Regions from separate parts of the Homo sapiens genome. Here regions 1 and 2 are each linked to region 3. Evidence: chromatin loops called from intact Hi-C (ENCODE). Cell type or tissue: PC-3. All regions are shown on one strand.

The links. A loop is a pair of places that touch in the nucleus more often than their neighbours do. Peaks named below come from ENCODE experiments on the same cell type or tissue, not always from the same donor. Only the 100,000 strongest peaks of a DNase experiment are listed, where the experiment ranks them.
Region 1: it touches region 3 in a loop (3-fold over the local background); 6 of 110 quality-filtered maps call a loop at or near these places.
Region 2: it touches region 3 in a loop (2.6-fold over the local background); 6 of 110 quality-filtered maps call a loop at or near these places.

What each region holds. Positions count from the first base shown.
Region 1 is chr14:68,361,890-68,365,889 of GRCh38, forward strand. The region is part of intron 8 of RAD51B (RAD51 paralog B); the gene reads left to right. Among named protein-coding and RNA genes, the nearest start is that of RAD51B-AS1, 320 kb to the right of the region's middle. RefSeq lists enhancers at 2,114-2,641, 2,642-3,170. In PC-3, a CTCF peak has its summit at 1,741 (motif pointing left); a DNase peak (open chromatin) is centred at 3,542; H3K27ac peaks cover 1,164 bases.
Region 2 is chr14:68,082,838-68,086,837 of GRCh38, forward strand. The region is part of intron 7 of RAD51B (RAD51 paralog B); the gene reads left to right. Among named protein-coding and RNA genes, the nearest start is that of RAD51B, 270 kb to the left of the region's middle. RefSeq lists an enhancer at 3,421-3,971. In PC-3, a CTCF peak has its summit at 1,622 (motif pointing right); no DNase peak of the experiment used is centred here.
Region 3 is chr14:67,942,375-67,946,374 of GRCh38, forward strand. All of the region lies in intron 7 of RAD51B (RAD51 paralog B), which reads left to right. Among named protein-coding and RNA genes, the nearest start is that of RAD51B, 120 kb to the left of the region's middle. In PC-3, a CTCF peak has its summit at 1,685 (motif pointing right); a DNase peak (open chromatin) is centred at 1,707; H3K27ac peaks cover 772 bases.

The sequences.
Region 1 (4,000 bases), 420 kb after region 3:
GGTCTCAAACTCCTGACCTCAAGCGATCCTCCCACCTCAGCCTCCCAAAGTGCTAGGATTACAGGCATGAACCACTGCACCTGGCCCCTTGAAGTCTTTATAGTCGCCCCAAAGAAATTAGGCTAAACTTAAGAAGTCACTGCTTCTGTAGATCTAAGGTGGCTGAATATCGGCCACAGCATACAGTTCAAACTAATGCAGTGTATCTATTAAAGGTTATAAGAAGATACCTACAAACTTCCCTCATGGGATTGTTGTGAGAATTAAATACATATAATACATATAAAGGACCTCTAGTGCCTAACACATTGTGAGCTCTCAAAAAAATATAAATGTTAGCTCTTGTCATTATTTTTGTTAATCCTTGACTGGGGTACTAAAATTCCTAAAAGAGAGTAAGCCAAGAAAAATATGTTAATTATTACAGCAACTAATATTTATTACTATGCATCAAGCCATTTTTGTAAGGATTTTTCATATATTAATTCATTATTAACTAATTTTCATAGCAATCTGATGATGTAAGTGTTAGCCCCATTTTACAGATAAGAAGGTGAGGACAGAGAGGCGAAGTTGGGGAGCTTGGGATCAAGTTTCTGGTTCTAGAACCTACGTTCTTTCATAACCATCACTGCTCTGAAAAAGAGTAAGCACCAGACCTGAAAGAAACATAACAGAGGCCGGGCGCAGTGGCTCACACCTGTAATCCCAACACTTTGGGAGGCCAAGGTGGGCGGATCACGAGATCAGGAGATCGAGACCATCCTGGCTAACAGGGTGAAACCCCGTCTCTACTAAAAATACAAAAAATTAGCCGGGCATGGTGGTGGGCGCCTGTAGTCCCAGCTACTCAGGAGGCTGAGGCAAGAGAATTGCTTGAACCCAGGAGGCAGAGGTTGCAGTGAGCTGAGATTGTGCCGCTGCACTCCAGCCTGGGTGACAGAGTGAGATTCCGTCTCAAAAAAAAAATTAAAAAAAAAAAGAAACGAACAGAAATGTTGTTAGCTCCTTCTCACTTTTATCTCTAGTTTGAATGAGTGTGTTTGTGAAAGGCAAATGCCTCTGGGGTTCTTGCACAGTCCTGGGCACCACTGGGAGGAGAGAGGGCAACCTAGAGACATTTGTGTTCCTGGTAAACAACTGAAAATAGGCGGAGCCTTTGTGCACTGAACCCAGCTACTTTCAAATCGCAGTACTTCCCAATTGCAAACTTGGTGCAAAAAAACCTACATTGCCACAGTTGAGACTTTCATGAGGAAAGATTTTGGGTACAAGATAGTTTTTCATACCGCTTTGCTTACCCCTGAGACTGCAAAGTACCATGTCTCCTTGTTTTATAGAAGCCAAAACAAATTCTATCGATAAACAGAATTTTTGAAACTCTGGTATTTTCAGAAATTTGTACTGTGCATAAAGTAATGGTTTGGTGAATTAACATAGGTGATTAAACAATAAAGTGATGCATACCCATTTCCATAGAAAATATATGCATATATAAAAGGAATTTTACAGATAAACTGTATGATATATCTGTTAATATATCATGTTTTATTTTCAGTGTTTTTGTGTATTCTCAGTGTCCGCCAGTATGGAGACAGGCTCATCTCCAGGTGTGCAGGCTCTGAGTGAAGGGGGCCTCCTCATTGGAGTGTGCAGGGGCCTCCTCATTGGAGTGTGCAGGGCTCTCCTGCGGCGGCGCCCACTCTGTGTCCTTCTTCCCTGTTTTTGTTTGCCACCTTGTGGTTAACATAGCTCTGTGGCTCAAGGAGGAGGGTTGGGCCGGTATCATCTCTGAAGGTAAAATGCATACATGCGATGCTGTAACACAGTCTTTCTCCCGGCGGGGAGTGGGAGTGTGTGTGCACACGCGTGTGTGGGTGCAGTGAAGGTGGAGTTGCCCACTTAGTGAGACTCAGAGTCTACCCTCAACCACTGTGCTTCTGTGTGCTCCCGTGTAGGCTGGAAGTCGTATCAGCCGCTCCATTGCACAGAGATTGCAGAGAAGGGGCCACATCGGTCAGTGTTAGCGTCCACAGGAGGAAGTTGTGTGGTGGGAAGGCCGCTTCTGGCTGGACTGCAGGCTTGTTTGCCCACACGCGCCCCAGTGAGAGCGAGGCCTCCACGGGCTTCCTTCTCCAGTGCGGGGAGTGTGTGGCGAAGGAAGTATCTGCTGCTGAGCTCAGCTTTGCTTCGCCATGTTCCTTCCCGATCCGCTCATCCTAACCCTCTCTCCTTCCGCCTCCATCCTCCCTGCTCTCCGATTGCCCCAGTGTGTGTGTCCCCTTCCCCAGCCACCCCTCTGATCCCTGACTACCCTCTTCTCCCTCCCTCCCTCTGCGCCCACTCCTCATCGCGGGCCTCAGGGGAGCCCTGTCTCCACTCAAGACACCCGTGAAACAGAGGGAGACACTAGCAGTCAGCGGGCACTTTGTGGGGAGGGCCAATTTAGAGGACAGATTGACCAGGGCGAGCAGCAGGATATCTAGAAAGACGCTTTGCTTCTAAGGAGCGGGAGCCTAATCCCGTTACAGGCTGGAGGGAGACTCCTGGGGCCGGCAAGCCTCCTTCCCGCTGTGCCTGGAGGGATATCATTGGAGGACCGCCGGGCGCGGTGGAGGGCTCCACTCGCCAGCAGCCCCCTCCCCCAGCCCCTTCCACTCTCTTTTCTTTTGCAGTGACACATACTGCAGTGCCTCTGAGGTCATTTGTTTCCCACAGCCTCACAGGGCGCTGTGGCAACAAGGGGGACAATGATCTCTCACAGGAATGATGGGAGGCCTTGTTTTGCCTTAAATAAGCCCCTTCAAGGGAGCAGTAAGGTCTGTTGTGTGTGTGGTTTGTTTTTTCAGAAAATCCTCTTGCACGTAGTTCCAGTGTGAAGTACTCTGGCAACTTCAATTGAAGACATAAAGAATCTTATGTGTGTGTGTGAGGGTTTAATTTTATTTTTATTGCTGCTTTGAGACCAGGATTGTGTTTTCCCTTCTGCCAGTTACCCTTTTCCCGCTCAAGCTCCCTGGACCTCCGCATTCTTTCAATAGTTTTAGGGCAGGAATTGGCAGGTGTTAGGGGCAGAGAGACGCCCATGTCTGGGTGCTGGCTTCTGACTGCCCTTAGCTTTGGTGAGGGAGTGAAGGTTAGCGTGGCAGGAATGTAGTGCTCCTACACATTTCTCATCCTATCCTGGGTCTGAGGAAAGCACAGGGCACTGGGTGGCTAGGGCTGGGATTCACAACAAAGTGACAGTGGAGGCTGAGGGAGACGTACTTTATGGGCCACCTCGGAATAGATCATCAGCTTTAACGCCAGAGCTTCAGAGGCATGTGCAGAAAGAAAAAGGCCTGTAAGTAGAATAAAGAGGAGGCAGGTTCTGTGTCTGATTCGGCTGTCCGGTGAGGAAAGATGTGAAGTGATCTCTACCCACACCCTGGTAACACCACTGGAAGACAAAGAACTGTCCTGTTTGTCTTACTGCTCTGTCCTATGTTTTAAAGTCTTCAAGCTGCTGAAGGCAGTCCCACCTCAGAGCTTACATGCGTAAACATTATTATCTGTAAAGGCTTCCTATTTGATGAATCATGGTGTATCATACAATCTAGATATTTCATCTGGAGAAACTGAGATGAGGCAGATTAAAGTCTTTTCCAAAACCACATGAGGAATTAATTTCAAAGCTTGAGATTAAAACCTACATCTTGTAGTTTCAGATTATTAACTTACCAGTGTGATCTACAAGTTCTTTCTCCATGTTCTAAAAAACAAATTTTTTAAGGCAATCAAGACATTTTCATTCTCTCATGTGAGCAGTATGTATCAGAAAAATTCATCTGTATAAACTGTATGGCAGTCTAAATTATATTTTTAACCTGTCTTTTCTTTTTTTACTTTTTATAAATCATATCTTCCACTGTTTACAAATTTTGTTATGTCTTTCACATATCAGACTCAAAAACAGTTGGCTTTATGATTGGGCCACTAGAAGAAATATAATATTTTTTCA
Region 2 (4,000 bases), 140 kb after region 3:
TAGTGCCAAGAACTGAGGTATTTATTGTGTTCTGACACATCTGAGGTATTTGCATATAGACATCTGGGTACATATGCACACTGCTGAACTGTCTAATAATAGTCTCTTTCCCCAGGACACTCTCCTAAGGTAAAACCTATATATTGGAATTCTTATGCTGTACATATATGCTGGATCACAACTCTTACTGTCAGACTAGAGAGTTTCAACTTTTAACCTGTGATTTCAGTTATTGTGACATATCCTATGTTTCAATTAGAAGAGACAAACTTTATTTGGTGAGATTCAAATAGCGTTCATGAAAACGGTATCTTTTAATAAAGTGAGGTTAAAAAAATGGGAACCACCTAAGATCTTAGAGTGAGAGGAGTAGAGATTATGAAAGCAGTTTTACTTTTTGATTTTAGGGTCTTTCTATATAATTTCAGCCTGTATCAGATAATTCCGTTTAGGACACAGCTGGTACATTTAATGATCACAAACTCTGAAGGTAGTAACTGGATGCAATAATCACACAACAAAGTCATTGAGTAGGTTTGTTGACTTATGTCAGATTACTCTAAATCTTGATGATATTGCCTGGAGCACAAAAAAGGAATATTGTCACAGCAAGCAATGGAGGTTTTGATACTCGATCACTGGAGTATTCTTTTCCCCTAAATTTTGCGCTCGTTGTATCATAACTGCTGGTTTCTTAGCCTACTCTGATGTTGTGCAGAAAATTGTACAATACTTAAAAACGTGATATCTAGGAAAGAAAATTAGTAGAAAAAAGCCATTAGAACTGATATATATTAGCATTGGTTTGGTGGTTACTTATTAAAGATAAAAATGGAGAATATTTCATATTTCTTGATAGAAAAAAAGTAAGTTGCCATTCATGCAAGTAAATCATATTAATTTAGGTTTTTGGCATTTTTTTTGTTTTCTGAGAGAAACATGAAGAGTTCTGCTTATTTATTTTTTATCTTGAGAATGGGAACACATTAACAAGTACAAGCGACAATAAAACTTACTCCATAACTACATTATGAACTATATTAACTTACTCTACAACTCGATAACCAACATTATGGTTGGTTAAATAAAGAGAGTGAAAAAGACAGAGAGGGAACGTGAGAAAGAAACAATCTTTTTGTTTCCCAAAGCTGTAAGAAGCAATGATAAGACATTGAGTGTGTACGTGTGTGCATGTTGGGGTATTTTAGTATTGTGTTTATTTTTGTTGGGAGTGAGCAGAAAATGAAGCCTTCAGTAAAGAAATTAATAAATCTTATTAGAACTTGTTGTAAATATTTTTTAAATTCCTAAAGTTGGAACACTAAGGCATTATTTAAACTTTATCTCTGTTTTTTAAAATCTGAGAAACCCATTAACTTTTACCCTAGAAAATGGAAAGTGTCATATCTCATTTTACAGAGGAAGTTAACAGGTTTATTGTCTTGTTGTAACATCCTAATCCTGTGACATTTTGAAATAGTGCTTTTGGTAGTGCCTTGTTTTTGAAACTATAGACCTCTGGGGCACTATGGACATTTTGTACTAGATAATTCCTTGTCACTGGGGGCTGTTCTGTACATTGTAGGATATTTAGCAGCATCTCTGACTTCTACCCACTAGATGCCAGTAGCAGCACTCCCTTGGGGGACAAAATTGTCCCCAGTTCAGAACAACTGCTGTGGACATACATGGTGGTCCTACACAACTGGAGTTTAAATATGGATCCTGAACAGCTTTCATCAGTCTGATGCACTTCCCCAATATTTGTAATCATGAGGAGCAGAGCAAAACAAAGGCATAAATGTTGGGGTAATATTTTGTTTTCCAAAGACCACTGCTCAATTTGGGGGAAATTTTTGAAGAAACAGCAAAGGTAACCCTTGGAGTCTGGATTGGTTGGTTGGTTGATTGATTCATTCATTCAACAAAAATATATTGAACCCCTGCTATATATATGCCTGCCTCAATACTGATGACTTGTACGCTGCTGTGTGTGTCTTATGGCAGTATGTTAAAAAAAATCCGTGGATAATAAGTCTGATGGTAGACCAGTTAAGAAGCTGCTAGCTATAACATTGGTGAGAAATGATGGTTGCCTGGGTTTTGGTAGTGACAGTGGAATTATAAGAAATTTTATACAGAGATATTTAGAAGGTAAAACATTAGGATTTGGTGATTAACTGGAGAAAGGAAGGCGTCAAGAATAATTTCCAGGCTTTCATTAAGATGAGGACTAGAGTAGGAAAAACTGTCCTTTCTTTTGGAATAGGAGCAGATAATTGACTTCAGCTTTTGACATTTCCAATTGGAGCTGCCTTTGAGACATCCACAAGGAAGAGTTAGACAGTGAACTTGGGAAATAAATGGATTGTGTCTGTTTTGTTCCTTATTGTACCTCCTGTTCTTTAGACAGTGTCTGCATTTCTAGAGACACAGAGAGATTTAGGCTGGATGTATAGATTGGGTGTTCTTCAGGGTATATAGCTAGTTTAATTGAAATCAAGGAAGTAGATAACATTATCCAAGGAGAATGCATAGAGAAGAGGGCCTAGTATAGCAACCTTATGAGCAGCTTTTTCAAGGGACTGAAGAGAGGAGGGACTGGAGAAGTATGAGGAAAATCAGGAGTGTATAGTTAAGGAAGCCAAAGGAAGAGAGAGTTTGAAAAAGAAGGGAGTGTTTTATGGTTCTGAATTCAGCTAAGAGTTCAAGTAAAATACAAAAAGATTGTTTAAATTAAAAAAGCCATTGGATTTTGTAACTAAAAAGCATCAGTGGCCTTTTAGAAGCCTTTTTGGTAGTCTGGTAGTTTCAGGAGTTCAGTAAATTTGGTTAAAGAGTTAAGTGGGAGGTGATTGGATAGGATCATGGGAGGTGGGAGGTCATACTTTCATGCATTCTGGCTACAAAGAAGAGACTGAAGATGGTATGTGAAGGTGGTATTGAAATGGGAAAAGTTCCCTTGTCCCCCTTGCAGGGCGTGCCACAGTGGGGAGTGGCTCGCTTCTTCAGTGTCCTGCTGCTCAAACCTCTAGGGGAGGCTAGATGGGCAGGCTGTAGGGCTCTGACCCCATGGCAGCGTCTAGGGGTGAATGTTTACAGCTGAAGCCCCAGTGGGCGTGTGTCACAGAGTGCTCTTTTAGTTTTGCCGTCTGTAGGCGGCTTCTGTTAGCTCAGTTAGACTCCCTTCCTTATCTCAAGGACAGAGGGCTTTCTGTATCCTGGAGTTCTTGCCTTGGTGTAATGGAATAATTGAATCACTCGTGGGCTTGGAGAATGAGCGCAAGGTTTTGAGTGGAGGTAGCTCTCAGCAGATGGGGGAAGCCAGAAGGGGAATGGAGTGGGAAGTTTTTCCCCTGGAGTTGGGCCGCCCAGAGGCCGGGGCTCTCCAACGACTGCCCCAGCCAAACTCCGCGTTGTTGGCTTGCCGGTGTGCTGGTGCCTATTAGTGCGTTCCTCTCGCTGTCCAGCTGCCCGTGTGTTCCTCGGCTCGTGTGCTCCTCTCAACGTCCAGCCACCATGTGTCCGCCTGCTAGGGTCTCGGGGTTTTTATAGGCACAGGATGGGGGGCGTGATGGGCCAGGGCTGTATTGGGAAATACAACATTTGGGCACCAAGGCAGAAGTGCCTATACTCACCTAGGCCTGTGGGCCCAGGTCTGGGGGTAGAGCCCTCGCCAGGGACCACGCGCTCCCCTTCCCATCACTTCCCTGCCCCCTTTCTGTATGGGATGCAGGGAGGGCATGTGGGCTTGAGTATATTTAAATGCTGATAAGGAGTCAAGGATAGAGGTTGATACGAGAGTGGAGAAAATGGGGCAACTTGAGATGGGATGAATCCAAAGCACAGGGAGAATTAATCTTAGGATGGATACCCTCCAAAGTCAAGGGATGTTATTGGTGATGAGAAAGGCATATTCTGTTAGGATTAATTTCTAATATTGGGGGCTTCTTGAGGGAATAATACTTCTGGGGTTTCCTGAAAGTTCAGAATGGCAGGC
Region 3 (4,000 bases):
GTCCTATTATGGAAATCACAATGTAGCAGAGAATAGCTTGACTTCAGCTAGAGAGAGGTTAATGATAGGAACCCTAAGGATTGATACCAAGATCATGCTTGTTTAGTGTTTTAATGACTCCAGAAGGAAATGGTGAAATCTGCTGATGACACCAAATTGTTTTTGCTGATCCAAACAAGGATTTCTGGGAAGCTTCTTCAGAGTATTTGGAATAGTAGAAGAATTGAGAAATATGGTGGCAGACACACTGAACTTAAAGTGAAGGTTTACGTGAAGTAGCAGGAGTAACGTCAATACGTTGAAGTTACAAAGCCTGCCAAATCTTCCAAAAGGAAGATTACGGAGTCTATAGTTTCATGAAAGGAAGACTTAAGACAAAGAACATTTATACATATAGCAAATGAAAACTATTATGGGAATAGTTGCAATTATAAAGTTCAGTGACTTAAAAATATGATGTCTGAATTTCTTTTTAAATGTCAGCAGTAGTATATCTAAATAGGTGTTGTTTCTCTCGAAATGGTCATAGAAGATTATATACCCATTTTATGCATGCTCCTTTCTTGGTACGTTCTTTTGTCAGTTTTCTGTGGTGGCAGGTCTTTATTTTGCAGGCTGTTTTGAATTTTGAAACAGTCAACTGTCACTTAAAGCCAAGTGTGATAAATAAGATGGGTGGTCAAACTAAGTAATAGATTTAAATATATTAAATATATTAAATGAAATATAAAGTAGTAAAACTTATTTTCTTTTATTGCTTTCAAAAGTGATTCTAAAGGACATTACCAATGAGAAATTGCAAAAATGTTTGTGTACTAATAGTGTTAGATTAAGTTCTTGGTTGATAGATTTCACAAACATCACTTATTTAGATATGTAAGTTACAGGGCTTGTACTAATACACATTTTATTATATTGGAGACAAACCATGTTTATAAGTGACCTTTTTAAAATGTTTTCTTTATGCTCCCTAAATATACACTTAGGGAGGAAGAAGGAGGTTTTGAATTAACTGGAGATTTCCCTAATGTGTTGAATTTTTCTGACTAAAGCCTACATTTTTGTAAAGAAAAAGACCCTGTGGGATAAAAAATACGATAGGCACTATCACAGGAGCTGTGGGCTGGCCATCTATATCCATCCATCTATCTATTATTCCACCCATCCCTCCATCCATCCATCCATTTATTTAATTAAGTTATTTTTAACGGTTGGCTCTGGAGTTGACATTCATTTATTTTAAAAGAACAGTGAATCATAGCTCTTTTCCTCAAGATGCTTGCTTTTATTTGCATGGTGGCATATTGATTAAGTACTCAGAACACTATTTGACATATGGTAAGCCCTCAATAAAAGTTTGTTATTATTATGACTGTACTTCTCCCCTCTAATGTATAGAGGTAAACATTTTGGTTCCTATTGTGACACGTGGGTTATAATGAGTTAGGGCCTACTTAAGAAGAAAGTGGAAAGAAAGCGGGTAAAATTGTTGCTCAGATACTAGCATGTGGGTGGAGATATAGATATAGATATAGGTATAGATATAGATAGTGTAGGTATTTACATCTAAGTATATTGTATAAAGTGACGGATTCTGAATTTGCTACATTTCTCATTTCTTCAGCACTCTGGGATAAAACCAGCAAAAATGATGTGATCTGAACAGACACAGTAGATGGCGCTGTAGGACTTAGTTTTTAAAGAAAACAGTACAGCCAGGGGGAGTGGGGGCATGGAGTGGGAAGAAAACTAAAGCACATTTTAATGGGCTCTTTTGTACCACCAAGACAATTTCATCTTAGAGTACGTGCCTCTAAGAAGTAAAGATTTTTTTTTTTTTTTTTTTTTGACAGAGCTGGAGAATAATTTTAGGAAAACTAAATCTCCCTGTTGCTATGTTTGTGCCAGCTTTGTCACTTGGAAAGTATTAGTTGTTTTAAGCCACAAATATATAAGGAAGTTATTTTCTTTCAAAACATTGCCTTATTTATGAGGGTTTTGTTTGTTTGTTTTAGCTGTCTTTGTCTCTGTATTTTAATATTTTTGCTCCTAGCTTTTTTGGCCCTTTGTTGTTTCATAAAAACGTGGTTGTAAAGTTAATTTGAACCATATCAATATGACTATAATGTCATATTTTAAAATTCAGCTATATTTTAATAGGCCTTAAAAATACAGGTTTACATTAAAGAGTAACATAGTGTTTTTGATACTACCGTAGTGTGTTTATGTACTTGATCTTATTTAATCTTAGTACTAATTGTATGAATTTTATTATTCACTTTTCTAGGTAAATAAACTATATCAGAGATACTTAGTAACTTGCCAAGCTCACATACCTAGTGGTTGAACTAGTAGTTGCTGCAAGAGTTTCGCCAGCATATTAAAGTTGTATTTTTTGAGCACTTACTGTGTGCCAGGCAAGCTAACCACTGGAAATACTATAGTGTCCAAAGCTGACCTGGACCCTGCCCTTATGGACCTTACAGTTATTAGATACCCCACAGACATTTTTTGAAATCTGCTGGATTGAGAGTGGGTCATGAAGATGAATTTGAATCATTGTGATTGTTGGATAAGCCAGAGAGCCCTTTCACCAAAAAGAAAGTAAGAATCATACCTACCTTGAATATATTACTGTATTAAAATATTTGTTTTAGTTGTACTCCCTGTAGCCAAGGGAAAGGCAAGACCTCCTTTGGCTACAATGAGTAACTAAACTGTCTTCTAGATAAGAATCAGGAAGAGTAAGGAAAATCTGGCTATACTATAATGTCAAAATTTTCCACTGATTAAATGGTATTAAAATATCTAAAGCAAGAAGGTGTTAGTTAGCAGTGGAAGTCTGAGAGATTAATGTGGTTTGTGTACAGCCTAAGACCATGTTAACTTCTAATTGGCTTCTCTAGTGCCATTTGGTGAGATCTTTTAGAGTACAGCCAGCTTAGTGATACCCCAAATTGCCAAGTACCCCTTTCATCTTGGGACATTAATTGTCAAAAATCTTTGAATTGATTTTTCTTCAGAAAGCTTCACTTTATTATTTTCACACAATACCAAGTTCTCATGATATTTATGGGTATGTGATTGGTGAGAAAACAGACCAAGAGTTGTTTTTTGTTTGTTTGTTTTTTGTGACGAAGTGTTGCTTTGTCGCCCAGACTGGAGTGCAGTGGCGCAATCTCTCCTCCCGGGTTCAAGCGATTCTCGTGCCTCAGCCTCCCGAGTAGCTGGGATTACAGGCACACGCCACCACGCCCAGCTAATTTTTGTATTTTTAGTAGAGATGGGGTTTCGTCATGTTGGCCAGGCTGGTTTCGAACTCCTGACCTCAGTTGATCCACCCGCCTCAGCCTCCCAAAGTGCTGGGATTACAGGCATGAGCTACCATGCCCAGCCCAGACCAAGAGTTTTAAATTGAGGTCCATGATTGGGTTTCAGTAAGTGTATGGAATGTCTAAAATTATATAAAATTTTATGTGTATGTACTTAGAATTATTCTGGGAAGAAAGTCCATAGTCTGCACAAATTTCTCAGTGAGTTTCATAACCCTTAAAAGGTTAAAAGTGGTTGTAACTAGACTTTATCAAAAGGGGTGTTCAAAAGTCACTCCAGTTCAGGATTGTGGAAAGATAACTGTCTTCTCAAATAGGCATCTTAGAGGAAGGGCTGTTTGGGTTCCTTTTAAGAACTGTAATCTTGAGATGTGGAGTGAATTTGGGATTTGAAAATCCCAAAATAGAGTTTTGGAACTCTCAGCTCTTAGTGATATATTCTGTTTTGAAATGAGGGATACCTTTCGGGGAATTTGAAAATACTTTTTTCTAATTCAACTTTTAATCAGATAAATGATTATTTTTGAAAAATGAAATAGAAAGTAATAGGAAAGGGGGAAAAGTTGTTATGTCTCTTCGTGGAATAAATAGCTAAAGAAATTAATTTCTAAATTTTAAATTTCATCCCTGGTTAAAATAGTTCCTCTTTTTTGTTGTTGTTGTTGTTG